Linked DNA regions of Homo sapiens: region 2 is linked to region 1. Evidence: chromatin loops called from intact Hi-C (ENCODE). Cell type or tissue: endothelial cell of umbilical vein. All regions are shown on one strand. Each heading gives the region's core, and the rest is flanking DNA. Links, peaks and the distances in the headings are about the cores only.

Region 1 (12,294 bases), core at 2,183-10,182:
CTACTGCCACCCATTTCACCTCTCATAACAACGTCTTTACTAGCTTTTGCTTTTATTACGTGCGACATAAGCTAGGGAAGAATAGTGGAAATGACTATATGAATGAAAAAAAGACATCTATATTTTGACCAAGGGTGACATCATTCTCCATATTCCAACTGGATATGATTCCAAAGGCAGACAGTAAAAAGAAGAAGAATGAGACTTAACCGAAGTATGAAATAAAGAGGAGATGTCAACTGTAGTTTCTGTTCAACAAGGGCTGAAAGTAGATTCTTTTAAACAAAATGTGAGGCATTTTATCAAACAAGCCATTTCTATTTTTGACCGAACTCTATAAATAACAATGTAAAGCAAAAGTGCTCTTTAAGTATAATGTAGTAGATTGGAAAATACTAAAAATCTAAAGGTATATTCTAAAACTACCATTATATAGACTTACTCATATGTAGTTAATATTTTGAATTCTGCACTCTACAACTAACATTAACTTGGAAATGTTTGTATCTGTAAACCACACACTTGTTTTTAATGAGTCTAGTTTCAAAGCAAAACTGTTCTCTCTTTCAAATTATGATTTTAGGAAGTAGTGTAATTTAGTGGTGATTCTTAAAGGAGTTAAGGACAATTGAGCTTATACTTTAGTGTCATACCACTTACTAGCTTGGACACACATGTGCCACAGGTTTCCTATCTATAAGAGAAAGTAAGCTGGGTATATAAGCTAAATAACATATGGATCAGGAACTGTTCTGAAAAACTGAATATACAGTGATGAACAAGAAAGACAATGTGCTTAGACTAGAAACCTAAATTCTCATAAGTGGATAAAACAACAAATAAATGACCAAGATAGATTGTATGGTGTGGCATCTGTTATGAGGTAAATAAAAAAGACAGTTTGTTAAAAGTGACTCTGTGAGGAAGATGTTTTTAATTGGGTGGTTCTGGAGTGCCTCAATGAGTAGGTGACGATTGTAATGTTCCTAAATGGTTAGGAATCTAGGATCTAAAGAAGACCTTTCCTGGTAGATGAAACATAATAGAAAGGCCCTAGGGTATACATTTGCTTCATTGGTAGGAAGAGAAAGAAGGCTGTGGTCGTCCGAGGAAAGTAAGTCATTAAGTAAGTCATTAAGAAAATGGCGTGCAATAGAAATGGTGGAAACAAAGAATGGTTCAGATCACAGAAGGCCTTGGGGACTGTAATGGATGCCATTGGCTTACCCTTTTATATTCATTATCTACTCTGTCATGTGCTTTATGTATTCAGAAATGTAAACTGTATAAATTGCTGCAGTGGGTTGATTTATTTTTGGTTTTGCTGTTGGGTTTGGCAAATAGGTGACCCCAGGAGGATATCCAGAAATTAAGAAGAAAAAGAGGTGTTAGTACTACTTCACTATGACTACGGTCTGAATATTTGTATACCTACAAATTTGTATGTTGAAATCCTAACACCCAGTGTAATCATGGCAGAAGGTAGGGCTTTTGGAATGTAATAAGGTTATGATGGTATAGTCCTCATGAACGGGATTAGTGCCTTAGAAGCCTAAGAGACACCTCTTACCCCTTCCACCATGGGAGGGTCCAGCAAGAAGGCACTGTCTATGGACCAGAAAGTTGACCCTCATGAGACACTGCGTCTGCCACCTCCTTGATCTCGTACTTCTCAGGCTCTAGAACTCTGAGAAATAGATTTTGTGATGTATAGGCCACCCAGTTTATGCTGTTTTGTTATAGAAGCCTGAATGGACTGAGACACATATTGATTCACCCTGGAGCAACAGGATCCCTCTATAGAAAGCCCCAACTCCTATGAGGTAGACCTGTCCAGACAGCTACTCTTTCTGGACACTGTAACAAATCACAACCCTTCAATCATAGGCTTGGTGAAGTCTCCCTCCTGTTGCAGGCCTGAAGCCCTGTACTACTCCCTGCTGGCTCACCTAAACTCTGACTACATCTACAACAATAATCCCATTATTTAGTTATCTTTAATTTGCCAAGTTTCAATGGGCTCTCTATTTCCTGCCGGGACTCTATCTGATGAAAACATAATAGTAAGGATTTGGTTTAATTATAACATGCATATTACATGCAAAATGCCTCATGTCATTACTCACAATTAGAAAACTTAATGCATTCTCAATGACACTATGGGAAACAGTGCTACATTTGCCATCCTCTCTCTTGATCTCTTTACCAGTGACCAACAGTGGACAGACCAGGAGATTGTATTTGTAGCCTTCAAATAGCACAAACTTGAATATTTTCTAGTAAATTTCCTGATTCTTCTCTTGCGATCTCCTGACTTCTGAAAAGGCAGAATGACCTATCAGGAATACCACAGATACTAATGGGCAGGTTGCAGGTAGTCTTAAGAAAATTTCCAGGCTGGGCGTAGTGGCTCACACCTGTAATCCCAGCACTTTTGAGGTCCAGAGTTTGAGATCAGCCTGACCAACATGGTGAAACCCTGTCTCTACTGAAAATACAAAAATTAGCTGGGCATGGGGGTGCATGCCTGTAGTCCAAGCTGCTTGGGGATGGGGGGGCTGAAGCATGAGAATCACTTGAACCCAGAGGCAGAAGTTGCAGTGAGCCGAGATTGCACCACTACACTCCAGCCTGGGCGACAGAGTAAGACTCTGTCTAAAAAAAAAAAAAAAAAAATTTCCAATCCACACCCCTGCAAGAAATGGAAGATGATAAAGAGGGGAAAATGCATAATTAATTTTGCTCTCGTAAGAATCTCCTTAAAAATCTATATGAACAGGCAAAAAAGGCATTGATTGTCTGAAAAATTGGAAGGGATTTTGCAAAATGAACTGCTTGCATGCTTGAATTTTTTACACCTAAAGTATTTCTTGCTTTAAATCATTGTTAAGTCTTAGTTTCTGCTCCTAAAATAAGGAAATATTGAATATTTTAAGACAAAACATCCAATCTAAGTATATGCTGTTCATTTAAGAAAAACACAGTTTCTCTTGAGATGGCTCAGACCTGCTAGTTTTTTTTAAGCAAAATAGATAAATAGAAAGATATTCAATCCAAGTTTAGGTTTAGTGCAAACACAGATAAAACGCTTGAGTTATTCTCCAAAGCTCTAGCAATTTCTTCCCATAAAACTACATCAACATAATACATTCTGTGTTTACACAGGTAAACAGAAGCAGAGGTTTGAACAAGAATCTGGTGATTTTGATCAGCATAAACATCCAGGAACTGAATTATCTGAATAGCTGAGATCAAAATCTCCCTCTTTCTTTCACATCAGGTTTCCATTTATTTATTTAGAACATTTAGCTGATGATTAAGGACACAAGATTTGGGGAAAGAGGGGTTTGAATTTTTTAAAATTAATTTGTGTACAAAGGGAATATAAAGACTTAAACTTTGTTGGGTATTCACCAGATAAGAGCATTTAGCCCTGACTTAAGAAATGTAAATCAAATCTCCACATCACACAGGAGAAAGTTGACAATTATAAAAGAAAATAAAATAATGCAGTATTTTCACTAGGTCCACATTTTCAAGTTGTTTTAAGATAATACTATTTATTTTCATAAAACAGGAGGTTCCTTTGTCAACGAATTCAACAAAGCTGTAAGCAAAGCCAATGGAAGAATATGTCAGATACTGAGTTTATGACAGGTAAGTTGTTTGCTTTTGGAGGTGGTTGTAGATGTTGCTGTCTTAATTAGTATTGAGGGAAATGAGAAGGCTTAAGATACTTTATCCATTTAGAGGTTCAAGGTACCTAGGCCCAAATATTCCAATGAACCACATTTTTTTTTTTTTTTTGAGACAGGAGTCTTGCTCTGTTGCCCAGGCTGGAGTGCAGTGGTGCGATATCGGCCAATAAACCACATTTTTGCATTCAACTACATGAAATGTTGATTAAAGTCTTCGAGAATAAACAATAGCATCAGCAGCAACAACAACCATGAAATATTTCCTTCTCATTTCTAACAGTTATGACTACACTAGGATTTCTCTGTTTATAAATCTTTCCTTTTTGGGCTATCAAGTAGTCTAATCACTCTCAGTCTTAAGCTTTATTTGTTTTTACTCAGCCATTGGTTAATTGGTTCACTCAACAAACACAGTTGTGAGATGCCTACTAAACGTCAAGGTAATACTAAATAATGAGAATATACAGATTTATAACACAGAGACATCATTTCTACTATGGAGGGGGTTAACATTCTTTAATTATTAACCACTAGTATGGTAGTAAAAAGAAAATAAAATTCAACCGTTACTTTACAGTTACATTAGGATTTCAAGTTATTTTTGGTTAGAAATTAAAACAATCATGAGGCATTTAACTGGAACTTTTATATTTAAATTAGTATTTTCTAACCTATTTCTACTAGCGTTTTTGTTTTTTACTAATGATAAAGAGGACCATTATAAACTGGAGGGATTCAGATGTCACAACGTTATTATAAGGTTTGACTTACTGTAAAATTTCCTTACCTGGAAGGTTTAAGTCAATTACAGCCCTGCAGGGGGAGTCTTCATTATTACAAAAGGAACTTGAGAAGGGTATTTATTTGTTCTTCTGAACAAGGGCACCAATATACATATTTTGCTTACAAATGGTAGGTTTGTAATTAGGTCTCTTCTAGTATGAACTAAACTTGAACCTTCTTATTTTGCCTAAGTGTTCTCTAAATTACATGTGTACTTTGATTTTTAGTAATTTACTTCATTGTCTCTCAAGACACTACTAGTGCTTATGATTACCTTTTTTAGCAATTGATGATCCTTAATAACTGATTTTCTAAGTGGAATACTTAAAAATTCTCACAATAAATTTTTAAAGTATAAAAGCAACAACATTTCTGATATACAGGCTCTTCTTTAGCTGCAGGGTGTGTGTAAAACTCAGTAATCTTATCTTGGTATGGATTTGACTTCCTGTAGATTAACTGTACTTTAATCTGCTTATGTTCTGATTCTCATATTTTTCACTATTCCTTCTGATACAGTTAAACAAGCTTAGGGTGCAAAGCTTACAGTGCTATCCCTGAGACAGCAAATTAAGTAATTACTAATCAAAAGAAGAAGATGAAAGGAGAGATAGATAAGTCATTAGCATTGATTTTAACTAGCAATTCTAGGCCACCATAAGTCAAAGAGTGAGTTCTTGGAGAGAAAGATATGGACGCTCCATCCCAGAAACATAGCAGAAAGTGGGATTTTGGGGAAAAGGAATGAGACCCCAATCTTCTAGGTTGTTCAACCCATAACTATAGTAAGTAGAGCACCAGATAACCTAGACTCTTGCTTCCCTTATGTAAAGTTTCATACTCAAATCTAGATGCCCCATAAGGTGCAACATCAGATCTGCACCTTTGATTATAGCCTCCTTTATTCTCATACTGATTCCATTCAGATTAATATCTGCTGTATGCATATTTATATAATGACATAAATATTGACTCTAGTAAAGAAGAAAATCAGATTTTTAATTAAATGATTAATGCTAGTAATAAAATATTTGTCTTTTATTTAAAGTTGTACACAAATGTTGATAAAATAGTTAGCTTTTAAGCTTTCTCCTGTCTCCACAAGCCAAAAGCTTTAGAAGGCTGAAGAATTTAAATATCATTTTTAAAAGCTAGTATATGTTCCAGAATTTATTTATAAAAAGATTTTGTTGTTTTGTGCATCACTTCACAGAAAAATTAACGTCATTGGAGTTACTAAGTCAATGATTCTTGGTAGTATAAATGGATTTTTGTGGCAACCGATATAAATTTACATAGGAAGGACTGCAGAAAGCTCGAGGAAAAACCAACACCAGAAAAAAAAAAAAAAAAAAGCAGAAAAGCCAAAATTTCTCTCCCAGGAGAAGCCATGTGCTATTAGTAGCAATGTAGCAATGCCAAGTTTGTGAAAATTAGGGTTTTGACAAATCCAATGCTAGTGGACCTTGACTGATTTTTCTGTTTTGACAAATAGCATAAGTCATTTGAATGAAGCTAATTCTGCTGACAAAAATTATGGATTTATTTTTTCTGTCATTGTACGTTGCTCACAGGATAAAAAAAAAAAACTACTAATAAATTCATTATGTTGCATTTCTAAGCCTTGAGAATATCCTGACTTCTTTCTATTTTGTTTTTGCTTGAATATTTCAAATGTTGATTGCAAAAACGCCCCCTGCTGACCACAGCTCCCCGTTATGCATGCTGTTTGTACATGTCATTGCAGCTCTTCCCATTTAGAGGTGGACTTGCTTTCTCTATCCCCTGAATCAGAGCTGGCCTTGTGACTTGATTTGGACAATAGAATGCAGGGCAGTCATGGTGTGGCATTCTGAGCCTAGTTCTCCAGAAAGCTGGCATGCTGCCACTCTCTTGGAATGCTGCCCTTTTGCCTTGGACTGGCCAGCTGTAGGATTAGAGACTACAATGAGCAGAGCTGATGCATCTCAGCTAAGGTCATCTTAGACCAGCCAGTTCCCACTGACTCATCTCCAACATCAGCCAAATATGACCTAGATCTGCAGAGCCTTCCAAAGATCAGTCTCATGAGAAAGAATAAAATGATAATAGTTTTAAAACTCTAAGATACCGGTGTTTGGTTACAAAAAATAATTAAAAATTTGAAATGAACTGCTGACTGTCATGGTATTAAATCTCACATATTTATTTAACAAATATTTACTAAAATTCGCCAAGTGCCTAGAACTCTGCAAGGCACTCCAGAGGAAATAAAAATTATATGAAAACAAGACTTTGACCCAATTAACATAATTCTTGAGGAGAACAACACTGCATGCCCTACGCAAGTCTTGAATATTTATGTACACTTCAAATTTTCCTGATTCATGACAATTCTCTCATTTTTAATCTAGGAATACCACCAAGACTTTCTGACTTCCAAGGGGCTTTAGAAATATTCAAATCTTCAGAGGAATCACTTCATGGTAGTCAAATTCTAGAAAACAATGTATATCCTTGCGTTAGGACTAAATTAAAATAATTAATTAAGACATAAATATAACTAAAGTTCCTTTTAAAAGTCCTGCTCTTAAGTAAAATTATGTTAATATTACCCTGCACTAAAATATGAAAAAATAAAGTTATTCATAGCTTATTATATTATTTACTGTTTTAATCTTTCTGTTATGGTTGTTTGAATGTTAAATTTGATGCCTTTGTTTTATCATTGTACCAAGAATGATAGTTCTCAATATAAAGTGAAAGCTGCAAAAAAAAAAAAAAAGTAAGCCTTTTTGTTTTTTCCGACAGGAAATTACTTTCACACAGGCAGACTTACTAGATTAACCATTCATGGCTACCCACTTAAATGGAAAGAGACCCACAGTAGCAGATTGTGGATCGTTCTACAACATCTTTAGCGTAAACTTAAAGGCAAAAGGAATTAGTCTTGACAAACCCCTAAACTGGTCAAGTAGAAAAATGCCCCTGATAGAAACTTCCCTCACTATGTTGTGTTATTAGTGAAAAGAGGACAAGGGAGTAAAACAATGTTAAGAAGGAGGAAGAAAAGAGTGCATATACCATAAAGAGCAGGCAAGTGAACCACAAATGAGGCTTCTCCATTTAGCCCAGTTCCTCCTTTTTAAGCACTACTGAACAAACTAAAGAACTTCTCTAGGCCTCCATGTGCCCTATTTTATAAAATTTTTACAAGAACCCTATGCAACTAAACTTTAAAGAGTCTTAATACTCCCTATTAGAGAAATACGGAATAGGCTGGGCGCAGTGGCTCACGCCTGTAATCCCAACACTTTGGGAGGCTGAGGAGGGTGGATCACCTGAGGTCAGGAGTTTGAGACCAGCCTGGCCAACATGGTGACACCCGTCCCTACTAAAAATACAAAATTAGCCGGGTGTGATGGTGCATGCCCGTAATCCCAGCTACTCGAGAGGCTGAGGCAGGGGAATAGCTTGAACCTGGGAGGTGAAGATTGCAGTGAGCCAAGATCGTGCCTCTGCACTTCAGCCTGGGTGACAGAGTGAGACCCCATCTCAAGAAAAAAAAAAAAAAGAAAAAGAAAAGAAATACAGAATATATGACCTCTTTTGAATTAGATTATTAAATTTTTGTGCCACCTATCACCCCCAAAATGCTATGTATAACATGGTACAGTTAAACCTAATTAAGCATAAACATATTCCATGTGATTTTTTAGCGTTTTATTATATTTAAAGTTGAAAATCATGTGTACATTCTGCACACACATATTAGTATATAACCAGCCAGGCACTGGCTCTGGCTCTAAGGACTTAAGATTAATTAGACAAATGAGTTGTATTATTCTTGTATGTTTATTGGTTTATAACAATGCAACTGTCTCAGGGACTTCAAAATGGATTGAGATAGTCTGGATCACTCCAATTTACATCTTCATTATGTTATCATAGATCACGTTATGAATGTAATTAGCATAAGGGTAGAAAATTTTTTTAAAATGCTGAAGTTCTTAGTGTAATGGATGAAATAAGAAAGAAGGGAAACATGGCTAGGAGAATGAAGTATGCACACTTTTGAAATAATCTTAGGAAAAGCTTACACTTTCTTGATATTTAAAAATATTTTTAGTTCTCGCATATCATTGATTATGTGAATATATAAACACATACAGAACATTTTTGCCTCCCAATTATTTAGAATGCCATTGTTTTTGTCATTTCCTTCGTCCTTAGAGTTGTATTAAACTGTATAGCAATTTATTTCAAGGTACAAATGGTGGTAATTAAGTGGATGATAGATGAGCAGAAACTTGGGTATAATAGAATACATTAAATTTCTAGCATTTACTTCAGTGTCATTTGTCATTTCTAACAAAGAATGATTCACCACGGGATTGTGAGAAATTTTCTATACTGGGTAGATATTGGTATCTTTAGTATAGCTCAGTTTCTGGTAAAAGCAGGAATTAATATGAGGTAATCACTCAAGAAATTTCTAATCTAATTACTATATGATTTAAGGGGTAAAAGTCTCTAAATCTTGGAAATAACCTCTGGATTATATGCCCAAGAGCAAGTTGGCAGTACAGTAGATATTCCAGAATGAACCACTCTTCTATAGTTTACAAAAATTACAGTCACTCATAAGACGCCATAACAACCAGGACTCTAAAGCAGAGTGTAAAATAGTTATGAATGTAGTCAAGTATACATGCTATTTTCTAAAATTGCTTCTGTACATCATGTAATTTCCTCAGGTGAAGTCATCTAACATATTATGTGTGGTACCTAGGAAGAGAACTTTTCATGAACACCATCTGCATTCTGCCATTTTGTGGTCTTAATAAGAGCCTTCGCAATGCAGGGGGTGTGGAGAATTGACAGATTTTGTGCATATTCATGCTTTTTCACCATGTTTGCTATATTCATCAGAATATAAGCTTTCAGGTTTAAAAGATGAGCTGAAGTTCATTTTGCTGTGCAAATCAGCACATTAAGGAAGCCAAGCAGAAAAGCCTTCGAGGTAAACAGAAAACCTGAAAGGGGCTTTGCTCTCAACTATAATGGGAAATAAGATTTAAATGTTAATTTGACCTAAGAGTCAGAATCAAGAAGTACAGAAAAAAAAGTCCTGAAAATGTGTATACAGTTGCACCTTAGAGTGTGAAAAATGACAGAACTTACTTAAAAGTTAAAAAATATTCTATTAAAACTTACCATTCATGTAGGTTAAACCACTGTAACGGAAAGACTCAAAGGGTATTTATTTATTTATTTATTTATTTACTAATAGTATAGGTAGGTGTTCCTGGTTGGTAGCTAGCTCTCTTCCACATCGGGACGCAGGCTACGTTTTTAATAGTACTTTTTTGTCTTCTAGGGCCTTGCCATTGTTCATATCATAAAGCTGGTCTATCATGCCCAGTGCTTGGACAGAAGAAGAAGAGAGCAATGGAGACAGCCCACCTGCTGGGTTAAAGGCTTGAGCATTACAGCAGCACATTCAGCTCTCATTTTATTAAAAAGAATTTGGTCAAATGACCACACTGACTGCAAGAGAGGCTAGTAAAGTAGTTTTGCTGTGCATCCAGGAAGAGGAGCAGAAATGATTTTGTGCTACAGTCATCTACATGTAATACACATCAACAAACAAAAACATGTATGTTTCCAACATATATGTTTGGAGACAGAGTCTCGCTCTGTCCCCCAGGCTGGAGTGCACTGGCACAATCTCAGCTCACTGCAACCTTCCCCTCCCGAGTTCAAGTGATTCTCATGCCTCAGCCTCCCAAGTGGCTGGGACTGCAGGCACGCGCCACCACACCTGGCTAATTTTTGTATTTTTAGTAAAGATAGGGTTTCGCCATGTTGGCCAGGCTGATCTTGAACTCCTGACCTCAAAAAACAAAACAAAGCAAAACAAAACAAAACAAAACCTCAGAACTAATTGGATTAGGATCCCACCATAATAGGCTCATTTTAAATTAATCACATTAATCACTTCTTTAAACACAATTACCGTATTTCCAAATAGGGTTACAATCTGGAGTACTGGCTGTTGGGACTCGAACATATGAATTTTGGGGTGACACAAGTCAACTGAGTACATTCTGTACTCTCCCTAAAATAAAAGAAGTTTAAAAACAATTGCTGTCAGTCATTTGGCTGTGTCATCATCTAAGCTATCTAATGATAAGAGAAACAGCAGTAACTGTTAGCATACCGATTGTATAAACTTGGGGGATATTTATGAATACAACATCAGTGTGAATTACCAGTTTAAGGACTTTACAGAGAAAAAAGAGGAAGGAAATTTATGTCTTCAAGTCCGGATATTTAGATGTGTGCTTGAGTGAGTAGCAATCTTTCTGAACCTCAGATTTCTTTTATGTAAAATGAAACAAACCATATAAATCTAAGTAGAAACTAAATTGCATCATTTGTCAAAATTAAAACAAGATAAAATGTGTGAAAGCATTCTGTAATATTTTAGGTGACACATATTCATACTGGACAAATTGTGAATGATTTCTGCCTTTAAAACTCAAAAAAAAAGGCTAAATTGTGGATGTTATTATTTACTATTTAAATAGTTGAATAATTTAAACTAAGCCTTTCAACAAATAATTGCCTTATAATCAATTATCCATGCCTTCTCTTTTTATGTTTAAAGGAAAATAAAAATATCGTTATTTGCCTTTTTACTTTTATCATTTGCAGCTTCTTTGAAGAAAAATAATCTGTCAAATTTTTGGTCCTAGTATTACAGCAATTCCTTCCAAACATTTTTGGGAGTATATCTCTATCAGTAAAAAAATGATGTTAAGGCCAGGCATGGTGGTTCATGCGAGTCATCCCAACACTTTGGGAGGCTGAGATGGGTGGATCACCCAAGGTGAGGAGTTTGAGGCCAGCCTGGCCAACATGGTGAAAATACCTCTCTTACAAAAATAAAAAAAGAAAGTGAAAGAAAGAAAGAAATATCCTGGTATCGTGGTGCACACCTGTAGTCCAGCTACTTGGAAAGCTGAGGCAGGAGAATCAGTTGAGCCCGGGAGGCAGAGGTTGCAGTGAGCCCAGATTGCGCCACTGCACTCCAGCCTGGGAGACAGAGCAAGACTCCATCTCGAAAAAAAAAAAAAAAGATGTTAAGTTTGCATTATATGTGTTTATATGTGCCTATGTGTGTGCATAGAAATAAATAGAAAGAAAGATATGTGTACATAGCAGTATTATATATCTTAGTGTATACATATATATATGATAAGAAATAGAATCTTTAAACAGATGAGATGAAAAAGGAAATTTTGTTAAATCAGTTAATTTTATTTACTAGAGATAGAGAACCTTTTTTCCTCACTAATATATTGCTAATACATATTGTTTTATAAAATGAAAAGATTACTATTAATGTATGTTTATAATAATAGTGAGAATTATGTTATTCATTTTTATGCCCCCTGAGAATATTGGCTTAATATTTTAAGAGACACATTTTCAAAAGTCTGGTTCCCTTTTACTTCAGTTTTCTGTAGTTTTTAGTGGATATAAGTGTTTAAAAAGATACTTTACAAAGTTACAAAACTTATTACACACATATCAATGGTTTATTGTTCATGGTAGTGGACACAAATACATATTTCAATAATACAATAATATCAATATTTTTATCCATTTATTATCAAGCCTTATTAAGTCATCACTTAATAAGTGATGCCTAAAAAGCTCTCTCGCTAGTAAAAAGAAAACAGTTCTACTTTCTTTTTTTTTTTTTTTTTTTGACCAATACATTCCTTTTTATTCAACAGAGTTTAAGTTGGGTCTTACAGGGAAT
Region 2 (12,294 bases), core at 2,011-10,010, 77 kb before region 1:
TTATCACAACCAGTGCCAAATACCTTGAGGATCTTTTCAAAATGATAGCAATGGGTGTTCAACCTTTAATGTTCAGGGATTGTGCAAGTCTGTGTTTGATCAAGATTGTAAACACCTATTGGGAATTGCTATTTGTAGATGGTTGTAATATTAAATATATTAATATTAAAAATGTGTGTGCTCTTGAGCCAAACATATAAGGAGAAAACTTATATTGAATTTATGTGCTGTGGAGTCCATAAGTCATTTCTTTTTAAGGGAGTGGTCAAATTTTTGTTATTATTATAATTAACAATTGTCATCAAGGCAATTGTCATCAAGGCAAGGTATCAAGTTCAAGCCCCAGCTGAGATCTGAGGGTAGTGGGTAGATGAGGGGTAGGGAGTGGGAAGAACACTGACGAGACAGCAGGTAGATGGGACATGGCTTTATTCAGCAGCTCACTCACACTGTGGGTGTTTGCATTTATGCACCTGGCAAACAACAGTGGCTACAAGCCAGGTGATGAGCCCTCCCATACTATGGCTACATAGCTGTGATTATATAATGCACAGAGTTGTGTGCCTGGAGTCCAATCTCGTTGAGTCACACAGGATGTTTATCTTGGCCTATGCCTGCCTGGCTGCAGTGCAGCCATGTTCCTTACACTCCACCCCCTAGGCCAAGGTAGTCCTCTTTGTGGGGACCTGTGCACACAGGGCAGTACCCTGGACCCAGAGGCCACAGCAACAATACAGAGAGCAACAACCTACTACCAATATTCCTACTGTGCTACCTATGATTATGAGAACCCAACATAGGCCAGAGCCCAGAGATGCCCACCATCTCTGCAGGGGGTTGTCAGTAAGGCACTCAACCACCTTAATCTCCTGTGACATCCCTTGTAAATCTGCTGTTGTGTTCTGCTGGTTGTCAGGGATGAATGTACAACACTGTATGCCTACAAGGGAACATAGTAACATCTTGGGCAGCTGTTACTATGTCTAAGGCCATCCAGTTTTGCAGCACCACCTTCCTGATCTGATCAACCTCATCGGTTAACAAAAGGAGGGTAACTTGGGTGTAATTCAGGGCCCAAGCTGTGTGCACTGCAAGGGCTGTAACCTGCATTTCTACATGAATAACACCTGCTCCTGGGATAGTTATTGCTAAGGGGTAGAGCCACCAGAGGGCCCGCTGCACTTACAAAAACCAGGAACGTAGCGCCTTCCAGTTATGTGGATGACAAGGCGATGTGGAAAGCACAGTGGCAGGCACATGGGCCACCCCCAGCAACAATATCCAGTCCAGTTGGCTGGCAGACATGGCCATCCTGTGTTCCCAAATACCCATAAACTCCCAGGGGGCACAAAGTCCATTGGGGCTTGGGCTTGGTAAGGAGACACATATTATGTTTGCACAGGCTGCAGCGGGCAACAATCCCACAGTGACTTCACCGCAGTGTTGCTCTATATATACATCATGGTACCTGCAATGAGAGTACCATGTGCTCTCTCATTAGCCAGCACCACCCATCATGGACACTATAAGTCAGCCGGGGGCAGGCCTGTCATGGGTTTTGCAATGCCCCCTATCCAAAGCTCACCATGTTGCATTCCAACCACTGTCTGTGGGACCCCAAGTTTCTAGCCATGTCTAGTAGTTCTTTTTAGAAGTTGGATGTACATTCCAGGGCAAGCCATCCACAGCTGCTGCTGGAAGGGCAGTGCAGATCCAACAGCTGGAGACATTGGTCACCTGGGCATAGGTGTGGGCCCAGTCCACAATGGTGTTGGAGCATGTCAACCTACGGCCGGAACCGCAAAGGAGGCACAAGTATTAACAGGGGTAAGTCATGTCCCTCAGGCAAAATACGGGCCAAATTTTCATCTCTGGAAAACAACGCAGCCTCCAAGGACTTCTTCTGCGACAGCTTATCAGATCCCTGTGTTTTTTTAGGGTCTTGTAACTGTGCCAAAGTCACAGGGGAGCTCATGTTAGACCACACAGGCAGTACACATGTCCCCCGGAGGAGGGTCCCTTCCCTGGCTGTTCCCCTATGAATGGTTAATCGTGAGGACCACACATTAAATACCCAAGGAGTAACATGTAAGTCATACTGCAGGCCCTCCCCTCTGGGGGCTATGTCAGCCAACCATCAGCAATGGGGGGCTTGGAGGGCCAACACCAGGTTTTCTGTTCTGCATTTGAGGCATTGGGGCAGGCAACAACAGATTACCATTTGTCCCCATAACTGGTCGGTGGAAGTCATCCTTGGTTTGTATCTGTAGCTGGATGGGGGCAGCGGCCCAGTGTCAGTGCCTCCACTGTAGCTGTGCCACCTTTCCATGGCTGCTCATTCAAGTTTTGGAGCGCCAGGTCCAACCTGGAACTCCAGCACCACAAAGACTGGGGAGTAAGAGTAACATGCAAAAGTAAACCATTCTTCAGGAGTCCACTATATCGCTCAATCATGCCAGCGGCTTGTGGGTTATAAGGAACGTGGAACCCCCATTGTATGTCCATCCGCTGTGCCCACTGTTGTACCTGCTGTCCAGTGAAATGTGTTCCCGTCACTTTCAATGGCCAGGGAATGGCTGTATAAGGCACCTAAGTGTTACAAGTCTCGAATGGTGTGTTGCTGGTCAGCCACCCTGCTAAGGTAAGCAAACAACAGGCTGGTGGCTGTGTCTACAGCTGTCAGTGCATGCGTGTAGCCCTGTGATTTTGGCAGTGGTCCAATGTAATCTATTTGCCATCTTGTCAAGGGCATCTGCCCTACACTCACTTGTTGTGTTACACTGAGCAGTGTCTCCATTACACTTGAGTGCATGACGGGCACTTCTCGCAGGCCTCCCAAAAGTCCCGCGAGGGCAAAGACAGACCCCAGCACCTATTGACCTGCCGCATCAGCTTATCTCCCACATGTCTCAGTTTCCTGTGTAGCCACAAGGCCGCATCTCATGTAGATGCCGACTCTAACCAATGGACCTTGACCAAGACATCTGCCTCATCATTACTGGAGGTGGTCAAAGGCATATGACCCTACACATGGTAGACAGTTATAAGGTCTTGCCACATGGTTTGCCCCAAATGGGCCAATGGCCTACAAGCCAATTCTGTAACTTCCAGGTAGTTAACCATAAGGTTAAGCCTCAATAGACTGCTCAACTATCAGTGCAGTTTACCATAGGCATCTGCTCTTTGGTGATCACCATCCACACTGCCCTGAGTTCAGCCCATTGGCAGCTTGGTCCACACCCAGTATCAAACCATACATGTCAATACTAGGCTGGACTGCTGTTGCATTCAAGGCAGCAGTAGTGTCCCAGCTGGACCCATCTGTATAACGTGCCCCATCAGGAATGGGGGGTGCCCTTCCTTAAACGGTGATGGCTCAGGGTCTAGGAGTGCCTCAGGCCCTGTGGCCTTGTCTTGCATTAGGACTACAGGCCCAGTGACCTCTTGTAACTCTGCTGCTAAAGGACTTATACTCTGTGAACTTTGCTGCTCCAATTTAGGTGCCCCACTTTGCTAAAGTGGATGTCTATGCCATCCCAGGGTTGGGGGTCATTACCCATGAGCACACCCCCCCCCCCCGCTATTGGGTAAGCCATCCATAGGATGACCATAGCCCATCCCTTCATGCTCTTGGCTTACAGGCCTGAAGTGTGGCATATGCAGCAGCTAATTGCTTCTCTATCAATGAATATCGGAGCTCCGCTCCTTTCCACAGCTAGGACCAAAAACCTACTGGCATTCTAAAGTGCTCTCTGTGCTGCCATAAGCCCCAGCCAAAACCATCTGTAGTCACATGTACATCAAGTTCAAATGGGCGTCCCTGATCAATCACTTGTAAGGCCTGTGCTTGCTGAATAGCCCACTTGGCTGACAGAAAGTCTGTCTCAGCCTCATCATCCCACTCCCAGGTAGCCCCCTTTTTTGGTCAACCAGTACAATGGTTTTATCATTTGAGCCAAATGGGGCATGAATGGCCAAAAGGCCTACAAAAAGTCTTTAGGTGTAGGCACCTCAAGGGGCCTACAAAGGACTGCAGCTGTCTCACCATGGTGGGTTGGGGGTATGCCTGGATTTTATTAATGATGGCCTCTGTTAAGGCCTTCATCTTACCTGATCAAATAACTCCTAAGAATTTGGCAGACAATCCAGGCCCTTGGACTCTGGATTTGTTGATGGCACAACTGCATACTGCCAAATGTTGCCACAAGAGGGGCGCCGCCACTTCTAAATGTGCAAGAGAATAAGAGGTTAACATAATATCATCAATATAATGGAACAGGTGGACCTCTTTTGGACATTTCCAGGTGGCTAAATCCATGGCCACAAGACCATGATAAACAGTGGGGCTATGTACATAGCCCTGTGGCAGCACAGTGAAAGTCCATTGTTGTCCTTCCCATGTGAAGGCAAATTGTTGCTGGCTCTCTGGAGCAATGTCAATGGAAAATAATGCATTAGCCAAATCTACAACATAGTGGTACTGTTCCAGTTCCATTGTCAAGTGGTCCATCAAATCCACAATGGAAGGTACAGCTGCACACAGAAGGGGTGTTACTTTATTCAGTTCCGAACAATCCACTGTCATCTGTCAAGTCCCATCAGGCTTTCTGACTGGCCATACCAGGGAACTGTAGGGGATATTGGTGTTATGCACTATTTGCACCTCCCCTAACTTCTTAATAGGTTCAGTTACCTCCATATATCCCCCTGGCAAATGGTATTGACGAGTGGAGGTAACCTGTCAGGGTTGTGGCAGAACTTGGGGCCGGTGATATGTATGTCCATGCAGTACCGGCTTTACTACAGGGACTTGAGTCTGAATTCTCTGACCATGGTGTACAAGTCCAGACCATGCAAAATGTCCATCCCCAATATACATTCAGGTACGGAAGAGACATACACAGTGTATGGTGGAGGAGCCAAGTGGCCAATGCCAAGATGCAGAGACACAGGTTTCACCATCACTGACTGGCCCACATAAACATCAATAAATGCAGCTCTGCCCAGAAACTTATCTGGGTTCCCATAAAAAAGATTGCAGTCTGCACCAGTATTTACCAGCGCTAGGACCCATCGTACATTAGTGGCAGACCAGTGGATTGCCAACTCCACGTATGGCCTTCAGTTGCCTGGTTCCCCCGCAACCCAGGTACCTTGGCCAGTTTCCTAATCAAACAGGAAAGGCTTCGTATCTAAGCCAGTCTGCAAATAGTCCTTGAGCTGAAGCGTCTGGGTGGGACTGGGTTGAGCAACATTGTTTTGCCCCCTCTTGGGTATTTTCCAGAATTGTTGCTCTGGGGACAATTGCCTCCAGAGCCAACAGCATTCTGTTGGGATGTCTGTCAATTTTCACTGGAGCAACACAGCTGAAATTAAATCAGTCCACATCTTCATGCGGTTCACCCACTGGAGCCCTCTCTTATCTCGGGGGGTGGGTACCTGTAGATGGAGCATCTTCCTCTTCTTTATGGCACAATTCCCTGGTCCTGTTGATGGCCTTCTGCCTCCTCGAGGGCTACCATAGTAGTAGTCACTTCATATATGCGACACCCCACATACGGGGTGAGGACAGCAGCCAGAGAGGCAAAAGCACTTAGGTGCACTTAGCCCAGAACAAGATTCCTCATATAAGAGACAAAACATTCATCATCTGGCCCCCAGGTATTCAGATCAAACATGGCCTGCCATATACCCAGCCCCTGGAGTACCTGCACCAAATCGGTATGCCACTGCCATCTACTGACAGTTTCTGGTATTTCACTGTCATCAGCCACTCAATCAGTGTGGTCACCTTGCCCCTGTGTTCACCAGCTGTAGCTGCTGAGGAAGGGAGGGGTAAGTTGTAATAGAAACCAGCTTCTCCACCTCAGAGGTGGAGCAGGAAATGCTGTCAGCTCCTTCATCCGAAAGACGAGTAACCAGGCAGGAAGGGGCTCCCCCAAAAGCTGCCCACATTGCTTGCCTAACTCCCGCAGCTCAGTGAGGGTATAAGCACTATAGGAAGTGTGTTCCACCACAGTAGGGGGGCCCTGAGCCCGCTCCTGAGGTCCCATTGGCTGCTCATGTTCTACCTTCTGACAGATCACAGGGCGAGCCTGCAGCGGGGAGCCTCCTGCTCCTCAGCATTAGACTGAACGGGGCAGTTCCCTGCCTGGAGAACAGGCTCAAGGTCACAGTGACGGCTGTCTCACTGTTTCCTGCCATATTGTTATTTGTTTTGTGGTTGTTTCTTCTTTCTTTCCTTTATTCTTTGTTTCCTGTTCCAGGCTGCTTTTCTGGGCCTCTAAATGCCCTGTTTGCACCTGGAGGTCCTTACCCACAGTTTTTGCTCCAAGCTGTGCATTTGAGCCCCCAGGCGCACAGCTTGCACCTGGAGGTCTCTTACCGGCGCAGTGTCCCTTAGGGACTGAACATGTACTTTCTGCAGTGCAGTCAGAAACGCTTATCTGACTCTGCTGGTGAAGGCGAATTCCTTCTCGTGCTGTGTGCTTCCAGCTGCTTCAGTGCTTTCTCCACACCCACAAGGGACCCATCCACAGCCTCCCACACTTACCCTGGAGCGCAGTGGAGCATCACTGCCAACGGGTACCTTATGTGCATACATGACAGGTTTAATCCATGTTGTTGCAAATGACAGGATCTCATTTGATTTTATGGCTAAGTAGTACTCCATTCTGTATAAGTACCACATTTTCTTTAACCATTTATCTGTTGATTGACACTTAGGTTGTTCCCAAATCTTGGCTATTGTGAATAGTGCTGCAGTAAACATGAGAGTACGTACATCTCTTTGATATATGAATCTCATTTCTTTTGTGTATATACCAAGCAGTGGGATTTCTAGGCCATATGTTAGCTCTAGTTTAAATTTTTTGAGAAACACCCATACTGTACTCTACAGTAGTTGAACTAACTTACCTTCCCACCAATAATGTACAAAGGTTCCCTTTTCTCCACATCCTCACCAGCATTTGTTATTGCTTGACTTTTGGATAAAAGGCATTTTAACTGGGGTGAGATGATATCTCACTGTAATTTTGGTTTGTATTTCTCTGATGATCAATGATGTTGAGTACATTTTCATATACCTTTTTGCCACTTTTATGTTTTCTTTTGACAAATGTCTATTCAGATCTTCTGCCCATTTTTCAATCAGATTATTAGATTATTTCCTATTGAGTTGTTTGTGACCCTTGTGTATTCTGGTTATTAATTCCTTGTCAGATGGATAGTATACAAATATTTTCTCCCTTTCTTTGGGTTGTCTCTTCACCTTGATGATTGTTTTCTTTGCTGTGAAGAAGCTGTTTAATTTGATGTGACCCAATTTGTCCATTTTTGCTTTGATTGCTCGTGCTTGCTTGATATAGCTCAAGAAATATTTGACCTGTCCAAGGGCCTGGAGAGTTTCCTCAGTGTTTCACTGTAGTAGTTTCACAGTGTCAGGGCTTAGGTTTAAGTCTTTAATCCATTTTGATTTGACTTTGTATACGGTGAGAGATGTGGGCATGCTTTCATTCTTCTGCATATAGATATACAGTTTTCCCGACACGATTTACTGAAGAGACTGTCCTTTTCGCAGCATATGTTCTAGATGCCATTATGAAAAATGAATTCACTGTAGATGTATGGATTTATTTCTGAGTTCTCTATTCTGTTTCATTGGTCTATGTGTCTGTTTTTATGCCAGCACTATGCTTTTTTTTTTTTTTTTTTTTTTTGGTTACTATAGCTCTATAGTATAATTTGAAGTCAGGTAATGTGATTCCTCCAGTTTTGTTGTTTTTGCTGAGAACAAACTCAGATCATTTATGGTTCCATAAAAACTGTAGGATTGTTTTTGTCAATTTCTATGAAGCATGATGTTGATATTTTGATAGGGATTTAATTGAATCTGTAGATTGCTTTGGGAAGTATAGAAATTTTAAAAATATAAATTCTTCCAATCCATGAACATGGAATATCTTTCCATTATTTTGTTCCCTCTTCAACTTATTTCATCAATGTTGTATAGTTTTCATTATAGAGATTTTTCACTTATTTGGTTAATTTCTAGGTATTTTATTTTTTATTTGTAGTAATTGTAAATGCAATTGCTTTCTTGATTTCTTTCTCAGATTATTTGCTGTTGGCATATAGAAATGCTTCTAATTTTTGTACATTGATTTTGTATCCTGCAACTATACTGAATTTGTTTATCAGTTCTAACTGTTTTTTAGTGGAATCTTTTAGTTTTCCCAAGTGTAAGAATATATCATCAGCAAACAAAGATAATTTGACTGCTTTCATTCCAATTTGGATGACCTTTATTTCTTTCTCTTGTCTGATTGCTCTAGCTAGGACTTCCAGTACTATGTTGAATACCAGTGGTAAAAGTGGGCACCCTTATATTGTTCCAGTTCTTAGAGACAAGGCTTTAAGTTTTTCCTCATTCAATATGATACTAGCTGTGGGTCTGTCATATATGGCTTTTCTTGTGTTGAGGTATATTCCTTCTATACTCAGTTTTTGAGGGTTTTTATTATGAAAGGATGTTGAATTTATCAAACAGTTTTTCAGCATCAATCAAAATTGTCATAAGGTTTTTGTCCTTATTCTGTTGATACGATGTATCACATTGATTGATTTGCATATGTTAAACCATTCTTGCATCCCTTGGATAAATTGCACTTGGCTATGAATAATGATATTTTTAATGTGCTACTGAATTTTGTTTGCTAGTATTTTCTTGAAAATTTTTGCATCAATGTTCATGAGGGAGATTGCCTGTGGTTTTCTTTTTTTGATGTCTCATTGTCAGATTTTGGCATCAGGGTAATACTAGCCTCTTTGAATGTGTTCAGAAGTATTCCTTCCTCATCTATTTTTTGAAATAGTTTGAATAGGATTGTTATTTGTTCTTCTTCAAATGTTTGTTAAAATTCAGCAGTGAGGCCATCAGGCCCCAGGATTTTCTTTGATGGGATACTTTTTATTATGGCTTCAATCTCATTACTTGTTATTAGTCTGTTTAGGTCTTAAATCCTTCATGTTTCAATTGTGGTAAATTGTATGTGTCTATGAATTTATCTATTTCTTCTACATTTTTTAATTTATTGGAATATAGTTGCTTCATAGTAGCCTTTAATGATTATTTGGATGGTTCTAGTGTCTCCTTCTTTTATCTCTGAAATTATTTACTTAGGTCTTCTCTCTTTTTTTCTTAGATAGTCTGGGTAAAAATGTGCTGATTTTGTTTTCTTCAAAAAACCAAGCTTTTGCTTCATTAATCTTTTGTATGTTTTTGTTTCAATTTCATTTATTTCTGCTCTTATCTCTGTTATTCATTTCCTTTTACTAAACTTGGATTTAATTTGTTCTTAACTTTCTAGATCTTTAAGATGACGAGTTAGGTTGTTTATTTGAGACATTTTTTTAACTTTTTATGTTGTAGGATTTACAGCTATAAACTTTTTTCTTAGTAGTGCTTTTGCCTTATCCCATAGGTTTTGGTATGTTGTGTTTTCGTTATCATTTGTTTCAATAAATGTTTAAATATTCTCCTTAATTTCTTCATTAACCCACTCGCCCTTCAGGAGCATATTGTTAAATTTCCATGTGTTTGTGTAGTTTCCAGAGACTCTTTTATTACTATTTTGTACTTTTATTTCATTGTGTTCAATTTTATTAGAAAAGATATCTGATAAAATTTCAAATTTTTAAGTTTAAAAAAAATTATTTTGTAACCTGATATATGGTCTATCCTTGAGAATTATCCATATGCTGAGTAGAAGAATGAGTATTCCGAAGCCATTGGATCAAATGTTCTGTGAGCATCTATTGGGTCCATTTGGTCTACAGTGCAGATTAGGTCTGATGTTTCTTTGTGATTTTCTGTCTGAATAATGTATCCAATGCTGGAAGTGGTGTGTTGAAATCTCCAGCTATTGCTGTGTTGAGGTCTATGTCTCTCCTTTTGGCTTTAATAGTATTTGCCTTATATATCTGGCTGCTCCAATGCTGGGTGCATATATAGTTACACTTGTCATAACCTCTTGCTGAAGTGACCCCTTGCTCATTATATAATAAACTTCTTTGCCTCTGTTTATAGTTTGTGTCTTGAGATCTATTTTATTAGATACAAGTACAGCTACTCTTGCTATATCTTTTTCTATCGTGTTACTTTTTGCCCCTGTGTGTCTTTATGGATGAAGCGTGCTTTTTCCAGGCAACAGATCACCGGGTCTTGGTGTTTTTTTTGTTTATTTTAAATATCTATTCAGATACTCTATGTCTTTTGGTTGGAGAGTTTAGTCCATTATTCAGTGTCATTTATTGATAAGTAAGGAGTTATTCCTGCCATGTTGTTATTTGTTTTGTGGTTGTTTCTTCTTTCTTTCCTTTATTCTTTTTCTTTCTTTGTTTCTTTTTCTTTTTTTTTTTTTTTGGAGACAGAGTCTCGCTCTGTCACCCATGCTCAAGTGCAGTGATGCAATCTCGGCTCACTGCAACCTTCGCGTCCTGGGTTCAAGCAATTCTGTGCCTCAGACTCCCAAGTAGCTGGGACTACAGGTGCACGCCACCACATCTGGCTAATTTTTGTATTTTTAGTAGAGATGGGGTTTCACCATCTTGGCCAGGCTGGTCTTGAACCCCTGACCTAGTGATCCACCTGCCTCGGCCTCCCAAAGTGCTGGGATTACAGTTGTGAGCCATTGCGCTCGGCCCTTTCCTTCATTCTTATATTCCTTTTAGTGATGGTAATTTTCTCTGGTGATATGATTTAGATTTTTGCTTTTTATTTTTTGTGTATGAGTTGTGTGATTTTGGTGTGAAGTTACCATAATGCTTCCAACTATTGATTTACAACCCATTATTTTGAGGTCATAACAACACTTTTTGCCTAAGCAAACAAACAAGCAAAAAGTAAACTAATAAATACTCTACACCTTAACTTTGTTCCCCTGCTTTTTAACATTTTTGTTGTTTCTATTTAAATCTTATTATATCCTCTATGTCTTGAAAAGTTGCTGTAGTTCTTATTTTTGATCACTTCGTATTTTAGTCTTTCTATTCAAGGTGTGAGTACTTTACACATCACAAGTATAGTGTTATAGTATTCTATGTTTTTCTGTGTGGAGAAGGGGTAACCCTCATATAGATGTTGGGTATATAAATTTGTGCAGCAACTTGAAGAACAGCATGGATGTTTCTCAAAAAATTATAACTAGAGCTACCATATGGTCCAGAAATCCCATTGCTAGGTATAATGTGCTAAAGAAAGGAAATTAGCATATCAAAAAGATGTATACATTTTCATGTTTATTGCAGCACTATTCACAATAGCCAAGATTTGGAAACAACCTAAGTGTCCATCAACAGATGAATGGTTAAAGGAAATGTGGTACATATACTCAATGGAGTACATTCAGCCATAAAAAAAATGAGATCCTGTCATTTGCAACAACAAGAATGGAAGCATAGGACATTATATTAAGTGAAAGAAACCAACCTCCAGAAGACAATTTTTGCATATTCTTACTCATTTGTGGGAGCTAAACATTAAAACAGTTGAATTTAGATAGAAAATAGAATGCTGGTTATCAGACACTGGGAAGAGTAATTTGTTGGGGGAAGTGCAGTTAGTTAATGGATACAAAGTAGAGTTAGATAGAACAAATAAGATTTATTAATAATATTAAATAGCTCAACAGGGTGACCAGAGGCAACAATAATTTTTTTGTACATTTAATTTTTATATACATTAAAATTAACTAAAAGATTATAACTGGATCCAGCACTTTGGGAGGCCACGGCAGGTGGATCACCTGAGGTTGGGAGTTCAAGATCAGCCTGATCAACATGGAGAAACCCCATCTCTACTGAAAATAAAAAATTAGCTGGGCATGGTGGTGCATGCCTGTAATCCCAGCTACTCAGGAGGCTGAGGCAGGAGAATCACTTGAACCAGGGAGGTGGAGGGTGCTGTGAGTCAAGATCATGCCACTGCACTCCAGCTTGGGCAACAAGAGTAAAACTGCATCTCAAAAAAAAAAAGATTACAACTGGAAAGTTTATAAAACATGGAAATGGTAAATATTTCTGGTGACAGTTATCCCATTTACCTTGATGTGATCACTATAAATTGTTTACCTTTATCAAAGTATCTTATGTACCCCATAAATATATACACCTACTATGTATCCCTTTGATGTAAAAACTGAAGAAATATTTAGAAAATTTGCTTAGGAAAGAAATAATAATAATATAAATTCAATTTTGGGTTTAATGATTTTCTCTGTGGTTTTTGTATTT

What was found. A loop is a pair of places that touch in the nucleus more often than their neighbours do. Peaks named below come from ENCODE experiments on the same cell type or tissue, not always from the same donor. Only the 100,000 strongest peaks of a DNase experiment are listed, where the experiment ranks them.
Region 2: a loop joins it to region 1, with 9 times the contacts of the local background. A loop is called at or near these places in 2 of 110 quality-filtered maps.

The regions. Positions count from the first base shown.
Region 1 is chr21:24,039,680-24,051,973 of GRCh38, forward strand. No RefSeq gene overlaps it. Among named protein-coding and RNA genes, the nearest start is that of LINC01689, 280 kb to the right of the region's middle. In endothelial cell of umbilical vein, for the core only: a CTCF peak has its summit at 6,209 (motif pointing left); DNase peaks (open chromatin) are centred at 6,362 and 7,392; H3K27ac peaks cover 1,658 bases.
Region 2 is chr21:23,963,070-23,975,363 of GRCh38, forward strand. No RefSeq gene overlaps it. Among named protein-coding and RNA genes, the nearest start is that of LINC01689, 350 kb to the right of the region's middle. In endothelial cell of umbilical vein, for the core only: CTCF peaks have their summits at 5,726 (motif pointing left) and 5,926; a DNase peak (open chromatin) is centred at 5,752.